2 separate regions of the Mus musculus genome follow, and region 1 is linked to region 2. Evidence: chromatin loops called from intact Hi-C (ENCODE). Cell type or tissue: left cerebral cortex. All regions are shown on one strand. Each heading gives the region's core, and the rest is flanking DNA. Links, peaks and the distances in the headings are about the cores only.

Evidence for each region. A loop is a pair of places that touch in the nucleus more often than their neighbours do. Peaks named below come from ENCODE experiments on the same cell type or tissue, not always from the same donor. Only the 100,000 strongest peaks of a DNase experiment are listed, where the experiment ranks them.
Region 1: a loop joins it to region 2, with 2.0 times the contacts of the local background. A loop is called at or near these places in 3 of 42 quality-filtered maps.

The regions. Positions count from the first base shown.
Region 1 is chr16:33,453,882-33,462,070 of GRCm38, reverse strand. Zfp148 (zinc finger protein 148) reads right to left here. Exons shown (of 9, transcript NM_011749.4): 5 at 5,070-5,195. Among named protein-coding and RNA genes, the nearest start is that of Slc12a8, 60 kb to the left of the region's middle. In left cerebral cortex, for the core only: no CTCF peak of the experiment used is centred there; no DNase peak of the experiment used is centred there.
Region 2 is chr16:33,376,784-33,384,972 of GRCm38, reverse strand. Zfp148 (zinc finger protein 148) reads right to left here and starts at 4,198. Exons shown (of 9, transcript NM_011749.4): 1 at 3,946-4,198. It overlaps 1700007L15Rik (RIKEN cDNA 1700007L15 gene), which reads left to right and starts at 4,237. Exons shown (of 2, transcript NR_045709.1): 1 at 4,237-4,457; 2 at 4,594-5,119. In left cerebral cortex, for the core only: CTCF peaks have their summits at 4,371, 5,503 and 6,389 (motif pointing right); DNase peaks (open chromatin) are centred at 4,248, 5,225, 5,519, 5,903 and 4 more places; H3K4me3 peaks cover 3,151 bases; H3K27ac peaks cover 3,359 bases.

The DNA of each region.
Region 1 (8,189 bases), core at 2,083-7,082, 77 kb before region 2:
GCACATTTCTGAACAACTAGCCTGTATTCACATCTCCTAAAGGGCTCTAATAATAATCCATGTCCTTTCTTTAGCTCTAGTCAAGAGATCAGGTACTCAAGTTCTTTGTTAAATGACAAACTTTGTTAAATTCCATACTGCAGAATAGAAGTAACTAAAACCACACTGCTCTTTCTCAGTGGAGTACTAAATGGCACGAAAAACCTAGAAATTGTTTATACTACGTGATTACAACTAACACAGGGCATGGGGGCAGGGGTACAACCACTGACATAAATACACCGAGACTGTACTACATTCACACAGGCATCACAGGCTTCTAACAACTTTAGCTATCTGTAATACAGAACAAAGACAGATTTAAAGAGGCAAAACAGTGATGCTGAGTAGCTCACAGGCACAGTGATGTAAGAGTGAGTGGCCTGTCCTTAAGGAATGAGACAGTGAAGCAATCACCAGCAGTTGAGAGAACGCTTCCAAGTCTATGCTGTCGTCACCACAGTGAGGGGAAAGAACAGTCCTCTCATGGGGCTGTTTTACAAGACATATGACTTTTAAGGGTTTATAACATCAGCACAAAGACAGCAAAAGGTGATTTATGGCTAAGTGGACTACTTTGATTAAAATGAAATAATCTTTGGGCTGGGGGTATAGAGTTTAACAGTACAGTGTTTTTCTTGCATGCATGAAGCTCTAGGGTTTTCTCCCTCACCCAAAGGAGAAATTTGGCATTTGAAAGAAACAAGCGTCTACAATTTTCCTCTATTTTCATAAGTAGATTCTTTCACAATAGAGAAAATACCTTAACCTAGATAATACCCCCAACTCAGTGACAAAGCATCCTTGCCTACTTTAAGATGACAAAGATTCTGAAGTGTCTGTCAGCAGCTGATGCTGGCAGAGCAATGTGGTACTCCTCACTACCATGGCTAACATTGCGGTCCTCCCGACTGTGACGGTGACCTGGTTAGCATGACATGAGTTCTGATGTGCTCAACACAGTTCCATCACAGTATGTCAGCTGCATTTCCTATATAGATCTCATCCGACACAGCAGCATATAGGAAAGACACTGATAGTGGGCAAAGACTAAGGTTTGAAAAATGTCTTTGCAAAGAGTAGCCTTCCAAAGATATTGAATTCTAGTTCTCACACCCATCTACTACGTATTATTCCTAAACCTTCCACTCTCTGACAACTTTCCCCAAAGTCTTATACACTGTCATAACATATATTACACCTAGAATTCTGAGAAACTTAAAACTGAAAAAGAAAACCCTCAATCAACACATTGGTTTATAAACTATAAATCCAGATAAACTTATCTTCGATGAAAATGGCAGAATAAGTTACTTCAATGAAATATCTGAATATGGCACTAACACATATCTGAGGAGGTGTAACAGAACCCAGCTTATGCCTAAAGTCCTAACATTTCAGACATAAGAAACCACTCATCTGGGGAACTTAAGATCAATGTTAAAACTAGTCACACTTTTCTCTGTCCACTCTGTAACATGCAAGAACAATTTGTATAGGTTTTTGTTGCTGTTTCTCTGTATAGCCCTGGCTGTCCTGGAGCTCACTTTGTAGACCAGGCTGGCCTTGAACTCAGAAATCCTCCTGCCTCTGCCTCCCAAGTACTGGGATTAAAGGCGTGCGCCACCATTGCCCGGCTTTCTTATTCTTTTTTTAAGACTGGGTCTCTCAGGGATAGAGTGTTAAGAGCATTAACTGCTCTTCCAGAGGTCCTGAGTTCGATTCCCAGCAACCACATGGTGGCTCACAGCCATCTGTAATGGGATCTGATGTCCTCTTCTGGTGTATCTGAAGAAAGCTAAGTATATTCATGTAAATAAAATAAATCTTAAAAACAAAACAACAACAACAAAAAGTCCACTGTATAACTCTGGTTGTTCTGGAATTCACTCTGTACATCAGGTTGGCTTTGACAAACAAGAGATCTACTTGTTTCTGCCTCCCAAGTGCTGAGATTAGAGGAATACACCACCATACCCTGCTGGGAACAATTTTAACAATTTTTAAAGTAACTATTTTTGTTATTTTCATTTGTGTCTGCTCTGTACTTTATTGTTCTAAGAAACAGTCCTTCCATTCATTCGGCCTGGAACTCCTCTCATTCGGCCACTACAATAATTGGGACAAATTACCGTAGCGATGCTTTTAAATTAGACATCCTCAAAAAACTGACTTAGACAAGACTCCAGTCATCTTCTACAGGACACTAATCATCTAGACTTCAGTGAGAATTTCAGAGGCAGGCTGGTGAGTTAAGTGGTTAGAAGCATGCACTGTTCTTGCAGAGGGCCTGGGTCTGATTCCCAGTACCCATGTCAGGCAGCTGACCACCAGCTGGAACTCTAGAAGCAGGGAATCCAATGCCCTTTAATGTCCTCCAAGAGCACCAGCATTCATATGCAAACAAACACATAATTTAAAAATAGTAAAAACAGGTGCTGAAAAGATGGCTCAGCACTCAAGGACCTGAGTCTGGTTCTCAGCACCACAGGCTGGCTCACAGTTTCAGGTGAGCCAGTGCCCTCTTCTGACTTCCTCAGACACCAGGCTTGCACTTGATTCACATACATACACAAAATAAATCAACCTTAAAAAAAATAATAACTTACAGAATAGCACCAGTAAAACAGGGCAATAAAATATCTAGCGAAATAATAGCAGCACATGTTTTGAGCAGAGTCTGCAGAGCTGGCTCAGGCTAGGAACATTTGCTGCTCTTCCTGAGCACCTGGGTTCAGTTGTGAGTGGTCACAGCCACCTGTCACTCCTGTTCCAAGGGATCTAAAGTGTCTTCTGGTGGAGACAGACACTAGGCATGAACATGGTATATACACATAGACAAAATATATATACAATAAAAATAAATAAGTAAATAAAACCTAAAATCTTAAAACAGATTTCTCATATGTAAGCAGGGAGCACAAAGTAGCACAATCAACCATCACTACAATTTTGGAAGTTAATTTTTCATAAACCCTGAAGTGACTCTGACAAATGTTAATGTAAAGGGTAATAACAATAAAAACATCATATTAGTCATTGAGAAAAACAGTAAAATTAAAAAAAAATGTATGTGTGTGGAGGGGGGGGCAGGTATATTCCATAAAATGTGAAACACAAAATGTGAAACAAATGAGAAAGATGAATTTAGTATGCCCCCACGTGCATTCCAGCTCCAGTGTGGCTCTTGTGGTGGCTCCAGAAGGCCTGCATGACCCTCTGGGCTCTTTCTTAGGAGTGCAGCAGCCCAGTCACAGGCACTCAGTCAAAAACATAACCTGCACGACAGCTCTGGAAATCAAGAGTACACCCCTGATTCCAGAAACAGACAGCACCGATACACATATAGCATCGCCTTACAAAGGAAATGAAAAGAATACAACAACACAGCAATGTTCAGCAAAACGATCATTAATTATAACATGATCTTGCCAAGGTAATTTATTACACGGTTAATAAAAATGCTTAAACACTTTTTAGAGTTGAGGATATGGCTCAATGATATAATGCTTGTCTAGAATGAGTAAGGGCTTGTGTGTATGTGCATGTGTGAGTGTGTGTATGTGTGTGTGTGTGTGTGTGTGTGTGTGTGTGTGATCTCTAGCACTATAAAAACAAAACTATTATTAACTTTAAGTACAAAAATGGGTTAAGTACACTTTACAAGTTGAAAAATCAGGAAATTACATTTATACAAATCTACTAAATTTTGTAGACAGAAAGGGAATATATATATGGCAGAGAATCAAAAATATAACTCACTTATTTTATATAATAGAATCCCGTAGGCATATGTTCTGTATCCCTTAGACAGTAGCAAGGGGTGTCTAACAATGGGGAACGAGAGGAACAGGAGGATTTCCTAGTCTGCTGAAATGTTAGCAGTCTGCTCTTGCAAGCCAGTACTACTAGCTGCTCTTGCCACACTATCAAGTGTACAAGATAGATAATGATTATGATTTTAAATAAAAACTACAATTAAGTAGCCTCCAAAAAGATCCTGTTACTTAATTAGCAAGGTAGTGCATGCCTATAATCCTAGCAATCAGGAGATGGAGGTAGAAAGGCTTCAAGTTCAAGGTCAGCCTAACCTAGATCATAGCAAGAACTTGTCACAAAGAGGGAGGGAGGCATATATAATATACTTAAAGGGGGAACTGAAGACGTGGCTCAGAATGCAAAGCACTCGTCTAGCATGCATAAAACCCTTTATTCAGTCTCCAGGCCTGTATAAACTATGCACGGTGGCACACTCCTGTGCAATCCTAGCACTTAAGACACAGAGGCTGGAGAATCAAAAGCACAGTCATCCTTGGCTACACCTCAAGTTCAAGACGAGTTTCGGCTGGGACCTTGCTAATAAAGGATGAGGGAAAGGATGGCGTCTTTACTACACAAGGTAAAACATGGGGGAAATAACTATGAAGATGAATTCCCACTGCTTCATACTACACAACAGCAGGACACTGCCACTGCAAGGGAAAACACAAAAGAGGACAGTCTCAAACAGCACCAATCATGTGTCCATTCAGCCTCCCACTTCAGGTTCTTGATACAGCTGTGGTAAGATGAGGCCTCTGCCCTCAGGGAGCGTACAGTCTATTAAAGGTGTCTCTGATGAGCACCGTAAACTTTCATGAAACATCAACACTTGTATTAAAATATGAACAATAAGCAAGGATCATACATTATCTTGTTAGTTTATAAGTATAAGGGAGACATGGAAAGACGAAAATTCATTTTTAGGGAAAAAAAGGAAGGGGTAATACAGATGAGGTAGGGGAGGGAGGAGAGAGAGAGGGAGGGAGGGGTGGGGAAGAGAGAGAGATTGTAAGCTATGGCCCACCACATCCACACAGGTATGCATCTCTCTTCTCTACTTCCTCCTACAGAAGTGGGCACAGCACACCAACTACTGATCCACATTAAGACCTCTAGATCTGGATTAAGGTTGAAAGAGGTTCTGCCCACAGGATAACCCAACAGTTAAAATGAAAGGTTAGCGACCACACCTTAGCACAGTCTCTTACTTTTGCAGGAGAGCGTTGTTTCCGCTTCTTCTTTTTCTGTAAGTCTACTGGCTCTCTGACTTGTTTTTTGTCTCTCATCAGTTGCTCAGATACATCAGTAAAAGTAATTTCCTGCTTTACACTTATCTGTTTAAAAAAAACAAAGCTGATTTTAGAAATGCATAAAGTCCAATGTGTATTCTGCAGAAGTACAACTAACAAGATAACCTGAGAGTATTTTTTGGGATGCTAGGACATTGCCCATAGGACAGAGAGAATTAAGCCTGAGGATGGACTCCAAGAAAGTTCTGTATATTCATTCTATACTTCTTTAATTGTTTGAAATTAGCCAAAAAGCTTTGACTAGTAGTTAAGTCCTTGGCATCTGTTCTTTCTCCCTACACATGGAAACCAGATCAAACCAACCAGGATAAATTCCATTGTGGTGATGAGGGATGAATCAAATCAAAGCACAGGACAGTGAGCCAGATGCGAGAGAACTGTTCAGAGACAAACGGTGTGTATGCGGGATGGGGTAGTTGTCAGAATTGAAATGATATGGTAACATTTCCCTGTATCTCCAACACGGGGAGGCAGAAGGTGGGGGAGGGGATCATGAGGTTGAAGCCAATCCAGACTGCATACAAAAACCTTGTCTTAAAATCAGTAACAAAAACCAAGACACTTGTGTATGCCCTTCCAAGAGTAACTATAGCCAGGAAGTTAGGAGGAAATGAATCTTACACATGGTTACCTGACACTAATTTCCTTTCACTAGATTTCACACACATGATGCTTGTGACAATTGCGACTCCCAAGAGAATTTCCTCCATGTTCTTTGACTCTGCTCTATAGGGGCACTTCTACTTTTAGGTATAAACATCCTGCTCTGTTTTATATGCCTCTGACCTTAGATCCTGCCCCTTTCACATATACTATTTCATCACTAGCCAGGAAATCTATAAGGCTAGATTAGCTGATCCTCTAGTTTTCTCAAGGTTGAGAATATTCATATACAGGGGAGAATTGTAACAGGCACTTAGAAACTGCTTTTGTTTAAAAAACAAACAAACAAACAAACAAACAAACAAACAAACGAGCTGACTGTTCCCTTGGGCTTCAAGGTGACTAAATTTAGGATAAAAGCCCGGCTTTGCTACTTTGGTTATGTCTGTCTCCTTTACCTTGGGTTGCCTTCTTCCCTCTCCAGGAGTGTCTGTATAATCTATCTCATCTCCTGAATGGTTGATGGCATAGATAAATCATTGTCCTTGGCCTTTCCTCTGGCGTCACCTTGGATACCCAGAACAGCATATCCTCACAAGGCAGAGTTCCCTGGAGCAGAAGCAACCCTATTCTGATAAACACCCATCCTGGTAAGCAAGAGACTTCTGCAAGATCTACCAGAGCTAAGACAACGTCCACCACCCATGTGACAGGACTGCTCACTCAGGGCTGCTAATTACCTCTTGCTGCTGCCCCACCCTGCAAACACCCCAATTCCTGTAAACCTAAACCTCTCTAAAAGCAAGGCTCAGCTTACTGGACCTGTGTGCGGGACAAAGTCTTTTGTAACCACCCACCTCAAAAGTGTACTCTTCTCTTTGCTGAACCTCCATAATGTTTTCAGAGTGACTGAACACATACACCACGTACACAAAATGCTAAAAATAATCAATAGGAGGTGGAAAAACAAAAACGGAGTATATGAAACTGAGAAACTTTGTTGAAGTAGAGAAAAAAATGATTAGTGGTGTCTTGGAAAGGGGTAAGACCTAAGAGCGAGCAGTGAGGTAAGCAGCATCGGTTCCCTTGCCACAAGCAATTAAGGGTCTAATACTAAGGCACAAGAAAGGCTAGGTTCCAGCAAAGCTCAATACAGTATTGGGAACTATATTTAGACATTTTGATGTCCTTTTTTTTTTTTTAAGATCAAGAAAACCACAAAATTCTAAAAACTGATCATATCAAGAGAAAATTCAATCAAATAATAGAAACAATATATTTTTCATTTATGTTCAATATAGTTTTCTTTTTTTTTTCACATTTCCTAGCCTTTTCAACAAATCACTACCAAAGGTATAATTATAAAGTTGTATAAGGCTTTACTTAAGACATAATGCTTACTATACAATAATTAGAGAAACAGAGTCCAGGATGCATTCAATGTCAACAACACTGTTATCCCATCTTCAAATCTGGGTTCCAGAGCTGCCTATCTTTAAAACACCGAGGTTCTAAGGACACTGATGATACAGTTAATTCTCATCGGACTGGGGGTCATCAGTCAACCTCCTCAGTGCAACCTTTTAAACTTATCATTAAATGAATACAAAAAATTCTGTAATTTTGTTAAAAATAACACCAGAGCCCCCTGAAAACCATCTAAGTAAACACAGAGTGCTAAAGATTTAAGTGCCCTGACAAGAACAAAGTGCCTCTAACTGCCTACCAGGCCAGTCAAACACTGGGCCTCAAGGAATTGCTGTTTCCCTAGGGAGGGGATGGCCAAAGCCCAAAGTGCCAGCCAAGGAAGGAACTGTCTCCTGGGAAGGGATTTCACACAGATTTCAACAAATTAACAGGCCACCTCAGGACAGACTAAAGCCCAGACAAAGACAGTCAAATGCCTGTCAAGGGGGTGTGCTCTGACCAGGATTGCTAGCTACGGAAGTTACACTCTTGCTCTGTGTTTAAACCTAAATCTCACGTCAGGACCCTACCCGTGGACTCGAGTCCTCTTCTCAGCCCAGCTTCCCTTTCTGTGCTCCCCACTACTGCTGTCAGGTGGTACTGTGAGCGGAAACTGGGTCTCATTTGTTAGGGACACTGAAGCTAAGGCTTGTGCCCCAAACAACAGTTAGTGTGACTACATTTTCAAAACACTACAAAAATTATGGTACAAAGATTCATAGCATCTCAGAGATGCGGCTGGAAGACAGGTGACAACAAGCACAGGACTGCTTGACTAATAACTGTATCAGACTGAGGCTGGGCACACAGCAAAGAGAGATAAGGCAGCTGTGGAATTGCTCAATTTCACAGAGGCTCCAAAATGCAATTCTGACACTTTGATGTTGTTTATAATGGGGGTAAAACACACACACACATGCAACTATATCCCAGTTTTGGAGGAGCAGA
Region 2 (8,189 bases), core at 1,737-6,736:
GACTTCTGTAGTCATGATCCAAAGTGATGACATCATTTTGGTGAAGAGAGAAATGATGGAGCAGAGCATGGTGGGATTCTTCCATAAAACAAAGACCAGAGATGATAAAGACCTACCAACCGCTTGGGAGAGCCAGAGAAAAACATGAACTACAGAAAAATTAATGCTTAGAACTGGCAGCCTGTGGTAGAGGACAAATGTGGGGGAGAGTATAAGATAAGGCAGCAGAGAGATCAATGTGATCAAAGTGATTATATACACATATGAAAATGCCATGCAGTAACCCATTATTTTATATGAAGTGTGATTTTACGGTTTTTTTTGTTTTTTTTGTTTTTTTCATAAAACAAGGTTTCTCTCTGTAACTGAGCCCTGGTTTAGCCTTGACTGTCCTGAAACTAACTCAGCAAACCAGGCTGGCCTCCAACTCACAGAGGTCTGCCTGCCTCTGCCTCCCAAATGCTAGGCTTAAAGGTGCACTCCACCTCCTGCTATGTGTTCATTCTCTTAAGGTGGAAGGTAAGAATATGGTTAAGAAAAAAGGGCTGGAGTTGTAGCTCAGTTGTAGTGCTTACCCAACATGCAAAAAAGTCTTGGGTTCAACGAGGCCTTTCAGTCCAGCACTCATTCCAGGCTGGCCTGATCTACATAATGAGTTCCAGGACAGCCAGGGCTACACAGAAAAACCCTGTTTTAAAAAAAAAAAAAAAAAAAAAAAAAAAAAAAAAAAAAAAAAAAAAAGGAGAGGGCTGGAGAGATGGCTCAGTGGTTAAGAGCACTGAGTGCTCTTCCAGAGGTCCTGAGTATAATTCCTAGCAACCACATGGTGGCTCACAACCATCTGTAATGAGATCTGACGCCCTCTTCTGCTGTGTCTGAAGACAGCTACAGTGTACTTATATACATAAGATAATTAAACATTAAAAAAAAAAAAAAAAAAAAAACTTGGTCCCCAGTTCAGTTCCCAGCACTGCAGAAACTAGTTGTGGAATTCACACCTGTAATGCCAGAAATCAAAGAGGCAAAGGTTCAGACAGTCAGGGTCATCTTTCCTACATACTTAAGGGGCCAGCCTGGGTGACAGAAACCTGTCTCAGAACACCAACACAAAAGCTCACTGGACACGGTGATGTGGGCCCGTGATCCCAGCACCTGGGAGGCAGAGGCAAGCGGATCTCTGTTGAGTTTGAGGCCAGCCTGGCCTACAAAGCCAGTCCCTCCTCAGACAGAGCTACACAGTGAGACCCTGTCTCAGAAAGGGGGGGGGGGGGCTTGCAGGGCACAGCAGGCAGCAGTCTATGAAAGCAAAACTGCAATGAACCCCTGTTTCATTGCTTTTCATTGTTAGTCCCTTCAGGACAGTTTTTTAAAATTACATATATTCATATTATTTGCATAAGAAACACAACATACTGTATTTGGCACTCAGTAGTAAAAGAAATGACAATACACAATACCAGTGCAGCAGAGGGAAACTGAGCCACGAACACCATGACAGTAAAAATGGGTGCATCATGTCAAGTAAGCCCTTTTTTAAAATGGCCAAAGAAGCAGCTAATAAGAGTGCGTCCTGCTCTTCCAAAGGACCCAAGTTCAGTTTCCAGCACCCACATCAGTCAGTTCAAAAATGCTTGTCATCCCAGCTCCCGAGGATCCAACATTCTCTTCTAACCTCCTTGGTTACCCTCACATCCATGGCATATGTTCACATAGACAAATACATATGCATAAATAAAAATAAGATCTTAGCTGGGCGTGGTGGCGCACACCTTTGCTCCCAGCACTTGGGAGGCAGAGGCAGGTGGATTTCTAAGTTCGAGGCCAGCCTGGTCTACAAAGTGAGTTCCAGGACAGCCAGGGCTATACAGAGAAACCCTGTCTTGAAAAACCAAAAAAAAAAAAAAAAAAATCTTTTTAAAAGTGAGCAAATCTAAATGCACTAACCGGAAAATTTCCAAGTTTTTTTAAAAATAAAAAAATCCAGTTATTTCTATAAGAAAAATTATAATGAAAGAAAAAGGAATGAATATACCTGAGTTTCCTTCCCCTCTCCCGAATGTTACCCCATCCTCCCCATTATTCTCTTTTCCTTCAACTGCCATGAAAAAGATCTGTCACATTTAACATACTCGTCTTCCCTTCAGTTGAAATGATACCACAACACATTATGTAATTTCTCTTAATAACAAAAGGTGACCACTATCCAAATAGAATTTAACACATTGTTCTAGCCGGGCTGTGCCTTTAAGGAGGCACAGGAAGGTGGATTTCTGAGTTCCGGGCCAGCCTGGTATACAACAGCAAGTTCCAGAACAGCCAGAACTACAGAGAAACCCTGTCTCAAAAAAAAAAAGCAAAACAAAACAAAAAGGACAAGACTCTGTTCTCACCCAGTGTTCCTTCTTGAAAAATGTGGTCTACTGTGCATTCAGGGAGTGCAGAACTTGGTTTCCTAACATAGGGACTGTCCCTCCTCATGAGACCTCGACTCATCCTGTCACTTCAGATTTCCTTAGGCATTACAACCACTCCTGACCTCCTTATAAGCTAAGATAACAGATATTCTAGATGCTCTGCCTACATTTTGCTTGCAGATGTTATTTTCTTTAATAACATCATGCCTCCGTGAAAGAGTACACCCGGAACTGTGAATGGAAAAGGATCTCCCGCCAACCCGAAGTATAGAACTAGACAAATGGAGCCTTCAAAGACCAGACTAGAATGCACCAACTCTTGACCCGGACAATTACAATCTATGTCCTGCAACCTAGGCTGAAATACGGCACCAGCTCTTCTGGTGGTACCATATAAGCTAGGCAGTGAAGAAGAACACCGCCAGGCCACGTTAATTCCTATTCCACCGTCTTCCAGGACGGTGTTCATCCACCCTCCGGTAACAGACAATACTCCAAATCTGCTAAAATTCTCAACTCCGTGGCCTCAAGAATGCCCAGAAGCCAGGCGGTTTCTCAAGGTCTCTTTCAAAGATTTTTCAGTTCACTAGTGCGGCACTAAAATGTCTCAAACCAATCTACAGGCTAAGTGACTAAATTCTCAATGACCCCCAACCAAGCGGGGACCCACACTTACCGGATGTCATCTACTGAAGAGCCCAAACAGGTTCCGAACTAGGCCACTCTGGCCCATCTGGAATAACTCTTTAGACCTTGGGCCAGCATTTGATAATTATGCTACATCTGTCTATTCTATTATGCATTCTCTGCTTCTTTTCCAATATTTAGCACTCCTCTGGCTTCAAACGCTCTTCCTTCTATCCGTAGAAACTACTCTAGCCTTCTTCCCCTTGCCTTGGAAACGCTTCGGTTCTTTCCATAATGAAACACCTAACGTATCTGCACAATGAACACCCTCAGAATCCTCAAGACTGCTCCACAGCCACCCCCGGCATTCCTCCACCTATCCGGCATCTTCCCCTCCGGCCCCTTTCTCCCCTTTCGCACTCCTACTCGGCTTCCTGCAAGCAATCCCCTTTTCACCAGCCCCTGCCCTTCCCTGCAGCCAACGAGCACACCGAGGCAGCAGCGGCGACCGAGGCCTGCGGTGCAGAAAGCACTGCACCAAGACGGCGGAGAACCCCAGGGTCTGGCCGGCCTCGTCGCCCACAGCCTGGCACCCCGAGGCCTCCCCGCGTGCATCCCACCTTCCTACCCGACACCGGCCGCAGGCCTCGGAGGCCGCCCGCTCTCTCGCCTCCGCCGCCCCCGTCATTCTCCGTTCTCCAAGCCCCGACCCACCATCCTCGCGTCCCCAGCCCCGCGCTCCCCGCGGCCTGCGCCCGCCGCCTCCCGGGCCGCCCCCCGGCCGGCCGGCCCGCCGCTCCTGCGGGTCACACCGTCGTCGCCGCGCTCCCCCCCCCCCGACCGCGCGCCGCCCCCTCCCCTCCCCCGCCCTCCCGGGCCCAGGCCTGCCAGGCCGAGCGTTTACCGCGGGGCTGGCGCCGAGGCGCGCGGTCACTGACTGCAGGCGGCGGCGGCTCCGACCTTCCCACGGGCCCGACGAGGAGGGCGAGGGGGAGGGGAGAGAACTTTTGCTGTGGCAGCTCCGGCGACAGCTCCCACCCCTGCGCCTTTCTCCTCTTCCTCCCCCTCCTCCTCCTCCTCCTCTTCCTCCTTCTCTTCCTCCTCCCAGAGCAGTCGAGAGGCAGACATGGCGCGGCTAGAGCGTCGCCGCGGTCGCCGCCGCTGCCGGCGCGGTGCATTATGGGAAGCATCGCACACAGGAAGCGCTCCGGGCCGCCGGCCCTCGCTTGGCGCGGAGACCTGGCTGCGAGACCAAGCGTGGCTTTGATTCTGGCGCCTGCGTGTCAGCAGCGCGGCGTGGCCGGGAAAGCTGGGCCCCGCTCTGGGGGTCCCCCTGATGGGCCTGAGAGGAAAACGCTTTGAAATTGATGGGAGCTGGGAAAGCCACTGAGAGGGACGTCCTCCCCTTGAGGCTGGGTGCGTGCCTGGCACCCCGAGAAGTGAAAAATGGGGATTAAATAGCGGCCCAGGCCCTGGGAAGTGGAAGGGGCGGGAACGTCGATGAAGGGTTTAGCCAGGATTTCTTGGATCTTTCTTTTATTCTCTTACCTAGCCTCTCCTCTTTTTCCGGAAGATGCTACCCTGCACCCTTGAAACTAGAAAACCTGGTTGGAGTCTGCAAACCGCGATGCAGGATGTGGGCACCGAGAAAAAGCAAGAGATCCCAGTCAGGACTTCGTTGGCCCAAACCACGGTCTGCATGTCAGCAAAGACTTGGTTATAATCTCTGCATACCTAAGATTGCTTAGTTGAGCCATCTTTTGGCAGCCCTTCGACGACCTTCACTAAATCCTGGTTTCTTAGGAGCGCCCTCATTTAACACCAAGGCCCTTTAGTTGCCTATACAAAGGGAGGGCTTACAGTTAATGACCTTTGTGCCCACACAGTAGTACAAGGTCAGCTAACTTAATGTGCCCAGTGAATGTCGATCGGGTTATTGGGAACTTCCTGAGAGATGGAGCACCTTCGTTAGGATTTCTGTTTCACAATCTCAAGGCTTTATTTTAGCACCTCTCTGCAATACTTAAACATAACCTTTGAGGTGAGAGGGAAAGGACATTAAAATATCTACATAACCATTTCTGGAATTCTCTCCTTGTCCACACCCACCTCCCCACCCCTTGAATGTTCATTTGAATAGGCTTTTTGGCCAAACTCCAAACTCCCGCATTATGCACTTGTGATGACACTGAATTAGATTACTGTCTGCAAGGTTAATATTCCCTCAGGCGTTAACCTTAGTAAACCGCGACGCCTTTTGAAGTAGCTGAGGCTCAGAAGTTCAGCTGAATTCAAACACAGTTAACTAAGAAAAGCAGGGATGAGCCCACAGCCTCACAATAAACTCTACTTGAACCTTCTCCACTAAAAAAATATAAATTTTAATAAGATGACAGTGCATATTCTGAATGCTAATTGTAACAAAACCGTGATACAAGCTAGAGCAAGGGACAGTTAGCTGGAGGACAGCCTTCTGGCAACTTCTAGCAACTGCAGTGACATCAAATTCAGATGTATTTTTAAAAAGGGAAGAGAAGAAAAAAAAAACCCTCTGGCAGCCAAGAAGCTAACTTTTAGGTTTAAGCTGTGGTAAAGCTAATAACTAGAAAGAGCTAAAAGCCTAGGGTCACACCCAGTGGACTAAGATGAATAGGGTTGCCACTAGGAATACATCTCTTTGTTTCTGAAGAGAATTAAGACAAGGAAGAAACAACCATCTAAAATGGGCAGAGTGGAGAAGACTACTGACCATGCCTTCAAAGTAAGAGTGATTGAAGGCTCTTGAAATTCTTGCTGGTCCATTTTTTTTATCCAGACTGCTGCTGCTTACCTTCCAATACCAGTCTTGGCCACGCAGCTTGCTTCCTTTCCATCTTAAATTTCTTCCACTCACCCACTTTAAAACAATGAGAGACAGCCATAAGGTAGTGACGTTAATCCCAGCACTCAGGAGGCAGAGGCAGGGGTATCACTTGAGTTAGAGTCCAGCCTGGTCTACAGAGCAAGTTCCAGGACAGCCAGGGCTTCACAGAGAAACCCTGTCTGAGATGGCTCAGCATTTCAAAGCACTTGCTGCTCTTTCAGAGGGCCCAAGTTTCCAGAGCACCTGCACACACATGGCAGATAATATGCACAAGCACACACCATGAATAAAAATAACTCTTTAAAACAAATGAAGGATCAGCAAGGGGGTTCAGCAGGTGACCGCACTTGCTTCACAAGATAGCAACCTGAGCTCAACTCACACTAAAAGTAGATGGAGAGAATCAATTCCACAAAGTTGTTCTCTTTTTTTTTTTTAAAGATTTATTTATTATTATGTCTAAGTTCACTGTAGCTGTCTTCAGATGCACCAGAAGAGGGCATCAGATTTCATTACAGATGGTTGTGAGCCACCATGTGGTTGCTGGGATTTGAACTCAGGACCTTCGGAAGAGCAGTAGGTTCTCTTAACCACTGAGCCATCTCTCCAGCCCCAAAGTTGTCCTCTTAACATCCACAGGGGCACCCCTAATGATAAATTTTTAAAATGACTGTACACTTATACGAAGTTACAAATACAGGGCAAAACAACTCCTTTATCTCTTCACCCAGCTTCTCCCAATGGTGTGATATAAAACTATGGAGAGCCATCAACAGCAGCAGATTGGCAGGAGCCTGTTACGTAGTGCCCACAAAACCGGGCAGTATCTGTGACCTTTGAACCCATGTGCATCCTCCAGGGGTTTGGTTTGGTTTGGTTTGGTTTTTGGTTTTTCAAGACAGGGTTTCTCTATGTGGCCCTGGCTGTCCTGGAACTCACTTTGTAGACCAGGCTGGCCTCGAACTCAGAAATCAGCCTGCCTCTGCCTCCCGAGTGCTGGGATTAAGGGCATGTGCCACCACACCCGGCATGTGCATCCTCATGTGTGTTTAGAGTTTACCTCCATCCTATGTAGGAGCACAGGTCTGTCCCCACAGTGAGGACAGAACCACTCCTTACCAGTTTGTGGTAGTGCACATCTTTAATCCCAGCATTTAGGAAGTAAAGGCAAGTGGACATACATGAGTTTGAGGAGAGTCTGGTCTACAAAGCAAGCTCTAGGAAAGGACAGCCAGAGCCACATAGAGAAGCCCTGTCTTGAAACAACACCACCACCACCCCCCAAGCAACCACTCTGATCACAAAAGAACCCCCTCATACCACCTGTCTGTATCTGAATGTTCCCCTACAGCTCATGTGCTGACTTAGTACTCGATGCAATGGTGTTCAGAGGTGGGGCCTTTGTGAGGTGATTAGATCCTGGGGGCGCTAACCCTAGCAAGGGATTGCTAAAGCATCATAGTTTATCATATCACTGAGAAATAGAGTAGGAAACAAACCCTGGTTGAACAAAACAGGCTGTGTGCCCTTGAAGGATGTGTTTGTTTGTTTGTTTGTTTGTTTTTTAAAGATTTATATATCTAAGTACACTGTAGTTGTCTTCAGATGCACCAGAAGAGGGTGTCAGATCTCATTATGGATGGTTGTGGGCCACCATGTGGGTGCTGGGATTTGAACTCTGAACCTTTGGAAGAGCAGTCGGTGCTCTTAACCACTGAACCATCTCTCCAGCCCCTGAAGGGTGTGTTTTATCCCTGGACACAGCCCTCTTCTCCCTTCCTTGGCCACCATGAGCTGAGCAGCTCGCTCTACCACTTGCCATGGTCTTCTTCCTCACCATGTCCAAAATTTCTTTGGCACAAGCCAAAATCAACGTTCCTCCCTTATATCAGGTAGCTATTCTCCTTCTCTTTGTTACTATTTGGTTTTTTGTTTTCAGTCCTTTTTAAAAATGCTAGATAAGCATAAATCATTTAATATATCACACACATACATATGTCACATATGTGGTTTTTTTTTAATTTATTTATTATATGTAAGTACACTGTACTTGTCTTCAGACATTCCAGAAGAGGACGTCAGATCTTGTTACAGGTGGTTGTGAGCCAACATGTGGTTGCTGGGATTTGAACTCCGGACCTTTGGAAGAGCAGTCAGGTGCTCTTACCCGCTGAGCCATCTCACCAGCCCACTCCTATGGTTTCTGAGAGCTGGGATTAAAGGCCATCACGCTCAGCAGCATACTATTCCAGGAACTGTTCTGAGTTGGAGATGTAGCACATCCC